2 separate regions of the Homo sapiens genome follow, and region 2 is linked to region 1. Evidence: read pairs that join two places in POLR2A ChIA-PET (ENCODE). Cell type or tissue: CD4-positive, alpha-beta T cell. All regions are shown on one strand. Region 1 overlaps PATL2 (PAT1 homolog 2). Region 2 overlaps SPG11 (SPG11 vesicle trafficking associated, spatacsin).

Region 1 (5,000 bases):
CCATGTAGTTTTGCAGTTTTGAGTGAGTTTCTTAATCCTGAGTTCTAATTTGATTGCACTGTGGTCTGAGAGACTGTTTTTTATGATTTCCGTTCTTTTGCATTTGCTGAGGAGTGTTTTACTTCCAATTATGTGGTCAATTTTAGAACAAGTGCGATGTGGTGCTGAGAAGAATGTATATGCTGTTGATTTGGGGTGGAGAGTTCTGTAGATGTCTATTAGGTCCACTTGGTCCAGAGCTGAGTTCAAGTCCTGAATATCCTTGTTAATTTTCTGTCTCGTTGATCTGTCTAATATTGACAGTGGGGTGTTAAAGTCTCCCACTATTATTGTGTGGGAGTCTAAGTCTCTTTGTAGGTCTCTAAGAACTTGCTTTATGAATCTGGGTGCTCCTGTATTGGGTGCATATATATTTAGGATAGTTAGCTCTTCTTGCTGCATTGATCCCTTTACCATTATGTAATGCCCTTCTTTGTCTCTTTTGATCTTTGTTGGTTTAAAGTCTGTTTTATCTGGGACTAGGATTGCAACCCCTGCTTTATTTGCTTTCCATTTCCTTGGTAAATATTCCTCCATCCCTTTATTTTGAACCTATGTGTGTCTTTGCACATGAGATGGGTCTCCTGAATACAGCACACTGATGGGTCTTGATTTTTTTCTTTTTTTTTTTTTGAGACAGAGTCTCACTCTGTTGCCCAGGCTGGAATGCAAAGGCGCAATCTCAGCTCACTGCAACCTCTGCCTCCTGGGTTCAAGCAATTCTCCTGCCTCAGCCTCCCAAGTAGCTGGGATTACAGGTGTGTGCCACCAGGCCCAGCTAATTTTTTGTATTTTTAATAGAGATGGGGTTTCACCATGTTGGCCAGGATGGTCTCAATCTCTTGACCTCGTGATCCACCCGCCTTGGCCTCCCAAAGTGATGGGATTACAGGCGTGAGCCACCGTGCCTGGCAGGGTCTTGACTTTTTATCCAGTTTGCCAGTCTGTGTCTTTTAATTGGGGCATTTAGCCTGTTTACATTTAAGGTTAATATTGTTATGTGTGAATTTGATCCTGTCATTATGATGCTAGCCGGTTATTTTGCCCGTTAGTTGACACAGTTTCTTCATAGTGTTGATGGTCTTTACAATTTGGTATGTTTTTGCAATGGCTGGTATCGGTTGTTCCTTTCCATGTTTAGTGCTTCCTTCAGGAGCTCTTGTAAGGCAGGCCTGTTGGTGACAAAATCTCTCAGCATTTGCTTGTCTGTAAAGGATTTTATTTCTCCTTCACTTATGAAGCTTAGTTTGGCTGGATATGAAATTCTGGGTTGAAAATTCTTTCCTTGAAGAATGTTAAATATTGGTCCCAACTCTCTTCTGGATTGTAGGGTTTCTGCAGAGAGATCCACTGTTAGTCTGATGGACTTACCTTTCTGGGTAACCCAACCTTTCTCTCTGGCTGCTCTTAACATTTTTTCCTTCATTTCAACCTTGGTGGATCTGATGATTATGTGTCTTGGGGTTGCTCTTCTCGAGGAATATCTTCGTGGTGTTCTCCATATTTCCTGAATTTGAATGTTGGCCTGTCTTGCTAGGTTGGGGAAGTTCTCCTGGATAATATCCTGAAGAGTGTTTTCCAGCTTGTTTCCATTCTCCCCATCACTTTCGGGTACACCAATCAAATGTAGATTTGGTCTTTTCCACATAGTGCCATATTTCTCAGAGGCTTTGTTCATTACTTTTCATTTTTTTTTTCTAATCTTGTCGTCTTGCTTTATTTCATTAAGCTGATCTTCAATCGCCGGTATTCCTTCTTCTGCTTGATCAATTCAGCTATTAATACTTGTGAATGCTTCACAAAGTTCTTGTGCTGTGTTTTTCAGCTCTATCAGGTCATTTATGTTCTTCTCTAAACTAGTTATTCTAGTTAGCAATTCCTCCAACCTTTTTTCAAGCTTCTTAGCTTCCTTGCATTGGGTTAGAACATGCTCCTTTAGCTTGGAGCAGTTTGTTATTACCCACCTTCTGAAGCCTCTTCTGTCAATTCATCAAACTCATTCTCTGTCCACTTTTGTTCCCTTGCTGGAAGGAGTTGTGATCCTTTGGAGGAGAAGGGATGTTCTGGTTTTTAGAATTTTCAGCCTTTTTGTGCTGGTTTTTCCTCATCTTCATGGATTTATCTACCTTTGGTCTTTGATGTTGGTAACCTTCGGATGGGGTTTCTGTGTGGATTTTTTTTTTTTTTATGTTGATGCTATTCCTTTCTGTTTGTTAGTTTTCCTTCTAACAGTCAGGCCCCTCTGCTGCAGGTCTGTTGGAGTTTGCTGGAGGTCCACTCCAGACCCTGTTTTCCTGGGTATCACCAGCGGAGACTGCAGAACGGCAAAGATTGCTGCTTGTTCCTTCCTCTGGAATTTTTGTCCCAGAGGGGCACCCACAAGATGCCAGCCGGAGCTCTCCTGTATGAAGTGTCTGTCGACCCCTGCTGGGAGGTGTCTCCCAGTCAGGAGGCATGGGGGTCAGGGACACACTTGAGGAGGCAGTCTGTCCCTCAGCAGAGCTTGAGCACTATGCTGGGAGATCCGCTGCTCTCTTCAGAGTCAGCAGGCAGGAATGTTTAAGTCTGCTGAAGCTGTGCCCACAGCTGCCCCTTCTACCAGGTGCTCTGTCTGTCCCAGGGAGATGGGAGTTTTATCTATAAGCCCCTGACTGGGGCTACTGCCTTTCTTTCAGAGATACCCTGCCCAGAGAGGAGGAATCTAGAGAGGCAGTCTGGCTACAGCAGCTTTGCGGAGCTGCAGTGGACTCCACCCAGTTTGAACTTCCTGGTGGCTTTGTTTACACTGTGAGGTGAAAACCACCTACTCAAGCCTCAGTAATGGCAAACGCCCCTCCCCCCACCAAGCTCAAGTGTCCCAGCTTGACTTCAGACTGCTGTGCTGGCAGTGAGAATTTCAAGCCAGTGCATCTCAGCTTGCTGGGCTCTGTGGGGGTGGGATCCACTGAGCTAGACCACTTGGCTCCCTGGCTTCAGCACCCTTTCCAGAGGAGTGAATGGTTCTGTCTCGCTGGCATGCCAGACGCCACTGGGGTATGAAAAAAAAAACTGCAGCTAGCTCAGTGTCTGCCCAAACAGCTGCCCAGTTTTGTGCTTGAAACCCAAGGCCCTGGTGGCATAGGCACCTGAGGGAATCTCCTGTTCTGTGGGTTGTGAAGAGGATGGGAAAAGCGTAGTATCTGGGTCAGAGTGCACCGTCCCTCAAGGCACAGTCCCTCACAGTCCCTTGGCTAGGAGAGGGAGTTCCCCAACCCCTTGCACTTCCCGGGTAAGGCAATGCCCCACCCTGCTTTGGCTCACCCTCCGTGGGCTGCACCCACTGTCTAACCAGTCCCAGTGAGATGAGCTGGGTACCTCAGTTGGAAATGCAGAAATCACCCACTTTCTGTGTTGATCTCTCTTGGAGCTACAGACCAGAGCTATTCCTATTTGGCCATCTTGCCAGCCACCGTTTTGAGATTTTTTTTATGTTTAAATCTTTGCTCCATCTAGCATTTACTTTGGCATAAATATGTCTTCAATATAGAAGTTTAACTTTCTTTAGTGAAATCTACGTATCTTTTCTTTTATGATTTCTGGCTTAGATATTCTGGTTTGTTTCTTGGAATGAAATTTCTTGGGAAGAACGTGAGGAGTGAGCTGGAGTAGGACACACCCAGGTGGCTGGCAAGAAACCCCTCTGAAGAAGTCTCTCTCTCAGGGAAAGGTCCATAATTTTCCATTCCAGTTCAGCTCAGTCAACATCTACTAAGAACCTACTCTGTTCCAGAGACTGTGTTAAGTGCCAGGGGCACAGAGATGAGGAACATCTCTGCTTGCAAGTGGGAGTGACAAATTTAGAAACAGAATGACGACACAGTGTGGTAGGTGCAATGAGCAAAAAGCATAAGGATCAGTGAGCACACATAAGGGTGCCTATCCCAGGCTGGAAGGGAAAAGCCTATCTGAGAAGGCCTCCTGGAGGAGATGAATCCTGGGCCGAGTTTGTTTTTCCCATTTGAATAACTAGAATATTAGAATAAGACCATTCAATAAAGACAATTCTGAAATCACCTTCCAATTAAAACAACTCTTACTTTGTAACTTCATGTTGCTTATATGACATAATGCACAGCATATTACCTGCTAAGATACACACTTTCAATATCATTGGAAAGACAGAACTGGAACAGAAAGCTGCCTTAATCAACAACAGAATATAGCTCCCAGACCAAGGGCGAGAGGTCTCCAGTGTAGGGACAACCTGGTGCACAGCGATTACGAGAGAAGGCTAAAGTGGAACCCTAATTTCTCCATGCAGCTAAAAGCAGTTTACTATTTCTGAAACTCAATCTAGAAGGTAGGGAACTTTAAGATAGGAGACTGGTTGCTTTCTATGACAGTCAGGGCCAGATTGTAAAGGGGCTTATGCTTTATGTAAAGAATGGGACATGAGAAACACTGAGGTGTTGTAAGTTGAGGGGTGTCTGATCTGACAAAACAACTTGGAAATCATCAGCATGAGATGAGATTGCCCAGGGATATCAGGTTGCAGAGGATTTAACCTTTGCAGATCCTTGATCCCTTTGAGGATGTGATAAAAGCTACAGATGCTCTTTCCAGAAAAACAAACATACTGAAAACCACACCAACATATACACAATTTCAGGGGATCCTCAGATTAAGAATATTTGATATATAGAGGACTGAGAAGTAGCCTGAGGAAGCGGATATTCAAAGGATGGGAAGAAGATGAGGGGAGCAGGAAAAGGGCCAAAGAAAAATGACCCAAGAGGTACTGGAAGAGCCAGGAGACAAGTGTTGGGAAGCTGTGGGAGCACAGAGATCCAAGGAGGATGTGATCAGCAGTGTTGAATGCTGTAGAGATGTCAGCTAAGGTCAGGACTGAAACATGTCTTTTGCACTTACAGTTAAGAAATCACAGCCGAGAGAAGTGGCTCACATCTGTAATCCCAGCACTT
Region 2 (5,000 bases), 110 kb after region 1:
AGGAGTCTGTAAGCTCAGAATACAGTGGAGTCTGTCCACATCAGATTTCAGAAAGGGCTCTTTTGCTTTTTCCTGGCTTCTAAAAGTGGCCTTGACTGGCTTTGTCTTCCTCTCAGGAGTTGGGCTGTTCCTACACAGATGTTGCTGCTCAGGATGGTGAAGCCATGCTCCGGAAAATCTTGGCCTCTCAGCAGCCTGACCGATGCAAACGAGCCCAGGCCTTCATCAGCACACAGGGCCTTAAGCCAGATACTGTGGCTGAACTCGTGGCAGAAGAGGTGACACGGGAGCTGCTTACTTCATCACAGGGAACAGGTGCCCTACCCCCCGGGGATTCCCAACCTCTCTGACAGCATTCTCTAGTTCCCAGTGTTAAGGATTTGGATGTTGTGCTTATATACATCCTGTATGTGGTTCTCTCAAGTTTCTGGATTGCAGTAATGTATTTTGTTTAAATAAAACAAAATACATGCTTTATTTTTTACAAAATACATGTACAAAATACATGCTGTTGCTTTTTATTGTTTTATGATTACACTGGGAGTAGCTGTGGCTTTCTGAGCTAAAGAACTGTCCTGGCCGGGCGCGGTGGCTCACGCCTGTAATCCCAGCACTTTGGGAGGCCAAGGCTGGCAGATCACGAGGTCAGGAGATAGAGACCATCCTGGCTAACACAGTGAAACCCGCCTCTACTAAAAATACAAAAAAGTAGCCGGGCGTGTTGGCGGGCACCTGTAGTCCCAGCTACTCAGGAGGCTGAGGCAGGAGAATCGTTTGAACCTGGGAGGCTGAGGTTGCAGTGAGCCAAGATCACCCCACTGCACTCCAGCCTGGATGACAGAGCAAGACTCCATCTCAAAAAAAAAAAAAAAAAAAAAAAAGAACTCCTGTCCTATAAAATGACCAATAGGCCAAGGGTTTCAAGCTCAGCAAGCGGAGAGCTGCAGAGCTCCATAAGCATTACCTCCTGGTGCCTAAGCCTGGGCAGAGTGGGCCTCTCTTAGATAAAACCAGCACCTGTCTTCACACCTCTCTGTACAGGACATAAGCAGATGTTCAACCCAACAGAGGAAAGCCAGACATTTCTTCAGCTGACCACTCTGTGTCAAGACCGCACATTGGTAGGCATGAAGTTGTTGGATAAGATTTCCTCCGTTCCCCATGGGGAACTGTCTTGCAGTAAGTTATTGACCTTTTTCTTACATATTTTGGCCCTAAACAGGTCTCAAAAGGTCTCCCAGTCTCTCCAAAACTTGATTTGGGTCCCTGTTCCTGCTCTGGATGCCTAGCCCTCCAGCAGGAGTTATAAGTTCTTGGTAGAAAGCCTTAACTTCACTGAAGAAAATTTAGAAATTATGGATGAGTACCCCCAAATTTAAAATCATACAAAAAGGTAACCTTTACTCAACATACTTATTTCACTCTTATATTGCCCTGCAAAGAGAACGTTATTGTCCCCTAGAAGGGAGACAAACTTTACCTTAGGAAAGCTGATTACATCTGTTAAGTGGCAGAGCTGGTATTTGAACCCAGTCCATGGATTCAAAGCCTGTTTATTTTCCATAATGTCTAACTCATTATAGGCCTTCATTAGAATGTGTGATAAGTTCTCTTTTTTAAAAAATGACATTATACTCTGTATAGTTTATAATTTTTTTACTTTATGAATATGCTGTCATTAACATTTTTCATGGCATTGAATATTCTTCTATATAACTTCTAATGGTTACACAGATTTCTTATATATAATGAAAAACTGTATATTAGAATGGGGAACAGTGGCCCACGCCTGTAATCCCAATGCTTTTGAGAGGCCGAGGGCAGAGGATAATTAGAGACTAGGAGTCTGAGACCAATCTGGGCAACATAGTGAGACCCTGTCTCTAAAAATATTTTTAAAAACTTAGCGGGGCATGGTGGTGCACACCTGTAGTCCCAGCTACTTGAGAGGCTGAGGTGGGAGGATCCCTTGAGCCCAGGAGTTGGAGATTGCAATGAGCTGTGATTGCAACACTGAACTCTAGTCTGGGCAACAGAGTAAGATCCATCTCTAAAAGAAATTTAAGGCCAGGCGCAGTGGCTCAAGCCTGTAATCCCAGCACTTTGGGAGGCCGAGGCGGGTGGATCATGAGGTCAGGAGATCGAGATCATCCTGGCTAACACGGTGAAACCCCGTCTCTACTAAAAATACAAAAAATTAGCCGGGCATGGTTGCAGGTGCCTGTAGTCCCAGCTACTCGGGAGGCTGAAGCAGGAGAATGGCCTGAACCCGGGAGGTGGAGCTCGCAGTGAGTGGAGATGGCGCCGCTGCACTCCAGCCTGGGCAACAGAGCAAGCCTCCATCTCAAAAAAAAAAAAAAAAAAAGAAAAGAAATTTAAATAAAAATAGCCTTCTCTATCTCTTCTCGGTCCAGTTCAACAGTATTTACTGAGTGCCAACTTTGTGCCAGACACTATAAGCATCTAGGATATGGTGTATAAGCAATTCCTGGAGCTCAGACTAGGGTCTTAATACACAGTAAGAGCCAGAATGATGGGGTCAAGATAGAGTTCTGGACGAAATGTCCAAACGAAGGCCTGAAGGATTCATTGTCAGGGATGCTTAGGAGTCAGTAGGACTGGAGAGGGCCCTGCAGATGCAAAAGCCCAGAGGCTACAGCATGTTTTAAGGATGGAGAACCTTCTTCAGTCCTCACATTGCAGGTGTTTTTCCCAGTTTGCCTTTTCATTGTGCTTACAGTGATTGTAGTATTTTTAAATCTGTACATGTCAGACTTTCACTACTCTAGAAAGCCAGAACACCAAATGGCACTTGATTAGGCCCTGAGACCTTTTGCTGGGATACAAGCAGAGAATGCCCTTGGATTCATGTTGGCAGGAACTCCATCAGTTTGTCTGCAGAAAGTTTCTCCATGTTTAGAAGGCGAGGGTGCTGTGTTCTCATTTTGGGGGCCTTTTGGGGAAACAGTCACTACATGATTGTCTTTGAGGATTGTGCCATGACTGAGAGAATGATTTGGATGTCATCAAGGGGCTGTCTCAAAGCTACAGCTGCTAAGTTCAGGGACTTCGGAGGGCTGATGGGACGGCCCTCTCCAGACAGGCCCCTTCTCCACCAGGCCCTTTTTCCCTCCTGCCAGGCAGAGGTTGACAGTGGGCAGCCAGGGTTCATAATCTTATCTTACCAGTGCCCACCCTCCCAGCCACAGAGCTCCTGATCCTGGCCCATCATTGCTTCACCCTGACGTGCCACATGGAGGGCATCATCCGAGTCCTACAGGCCGCCCACATGCTCACAGATAACCACCTGGCCCCCAGTGAGGAGTATGGGCTGGTGGTAAGTAGCCCCCTCAACCCCAGTCTCCATCCTGTGGAAACCTTTGAGAGTAGTAGAAAGGGTGGGAGCCAGCCCAGAGCTGATGTAGTCGTAGGGGGTTCTGCCCATCTGGATACCACTACCTACTTGAGAGTTGGCTGGGCAGCCCAACCCTCTGCTCCAAGTTATCATTTCTGTCAGAATCAGAGGTTGCTCCAAAGGAGCGAAAGGGAGAAGATCCCTCCCAGGTTCCAGGGCCATCCCACCCCCTAGTCAGGGCAGTTAACTTTTCTAGATAGAGGGCTAAGACAGCTGCATTTTTCCCCAAAACAAGGTTTGGACCTTCCCCCCATCTCTGAATTGAAGTAAGTCGGCAACTCAGTTCCCATGTGCCTCCCTAAATTCTCTGGGCTTGAAACTGACCTGAGTGGCTGAGCAAGCTACTGGGCCACTGTCATGAGTAGTGGTGAAAAGAGGAAGAGTGCCTGCCCAGGAGAATGGCACTTTAGCACTTGAGAGTCACATTTAAGGACAGCAAAGCCGTTCATGGTGGCTCACGCCTGTAATCCCAGCACTTTGGGAGGCCGAGGCAGGCGGATTGCCTGAGGTCAGGAGTTGGAGACCACCCTGACTAACATGGTGAAACCCTGTCTCTACAAAAATTAGCCAGGCATGGTGGCACATGCCTATAATCCCAGCTACTTGGGAGGCTGAGGCAGGAGAATTGCTTGAACCCGGGAGGCGGAGGTTGCAGTGAGCCGAGGTCGTGCCACTACACTCCAGCCTGGGTGACAGAGCAAGACTCCATCTCAAAAAAAAAAAAAAAAGAACAGCCAGTGGTGGCCCAGTGACTGACATTTCTGAATCCTCCAGAGGCCCCCTGTTGGGTACATGGGAGGGAGCTAAGCATGGTAGCCTGGAAATTAGCCCTTCTCCTCCTGGAGCTTGGCATCTGAAAGCAACCACTGATGGTAGTTGTCTGGCTCAGAGAACTCCAGACTCCAGGTGATGCTGATGCGAGCTGTCCTCCCACTTCACAGGTACGGCTCCTCACTGGCATTGGAAGGTACAACGAGATGACATACATATTTGATTTGCTGCATAAAAAGCACTACTTTGAAGTGCTAATGAGGAAGAAGTTGGATCCGGTAGGTGCAAAGTAATGAGCTCCAGGATGGGGTGTACTGCTGATAATTCAGGAGCCTCAGCTTTTCTCAGGAATAATCTCAGTCAGGGTAGACTCTTGGGAAAATGGAGGGAAGGAATTAGGGACCTCCCCAAGACATACACTGTCACCAGTGGCTTCAGATTCTGGTTCAGATCAGTCCGTGAATATGCTGATGCCATATATTTTTTTTTTCTTTTTCTTTTTTTTTTTTTTGAGACGGAGTTTCGCTCGTTTCTCAGGCTGGAGTGCAAATGGCGTGATCTCGGCGCAACATCCGCCCCCCAGGTTCAAGTGATTCTCCTGTCTCAGCCTCCCAAGTAGCTGGGATTACAGGCATGCACCACCACGCCCGGCTAATTTTTGTTTTTAGTAGAGATGGGGTTTATCCATGTTGGTCAGGCTAGTCTTGAACTCCCGACCTCAGGTGATCCACCCATCTCAGCCTCCCAAAATGCTGGGATTACAGGCATGAGCCACCGTGCCCAGCCGATGCTAAATACTGAAGAAAATAAGTTT

What was found. ChIA-PET counts read pairs that join two places held together with the same protein. Peaks named below come from ENCODE experiments on the same cell type or tissue, not always from the same donor. Only the 100,000 strongest peaks of a DNase experiment are listed, where the experiment ranks them.
Region 2: POLR2A ChIA-PET joins it to region 1 with 5 read pairs; 4 of 35 experiments call an interaction of 5 or more read pairs at or near these places.

Annotation. Positions count from the first base shown.
Region 1 is chr15:44,681,280-44,686,279 of GRCh38, reverse strand. The region is part of intron 3 of PATL2 (PAT1 homolog 2); the gene reads left to right. Among named protein-coding and RNA genes, the nearest start is that of SPG11, 20 kb to the right of the region's middle. In CD4-positive, alpha-beta T cell, no CTCF peak of the experiment used is centred here; DNase peaks (open chromatin) are centred at 2,859 and 3,249; H3K4me3 peaks cover 622 bases; H3K27ac peaks cover 1,614 bases.
Region 2 is chr15:44,568,862-44,573,861 of GRCh38, reverse strand. It overlaps SPG11 (SPG11 vesicle trafficking associated, spatacsin), which reads left to right. Exons shown (of 40, transcript NM_025137.4): 32 at 117-315; 33 at 1,042-1,179; 34 at 3,204-3,337; 35 at 4,357-4,464. Among named protein-coding and RNA genes, the nearest start is that of EIF3J, 34 kb to the right of the region's middle. In CD4-positive, alpha-beta T cell, no CTCF peak of the experiment used is centred here; no DNase peak of the experiment used is centred here.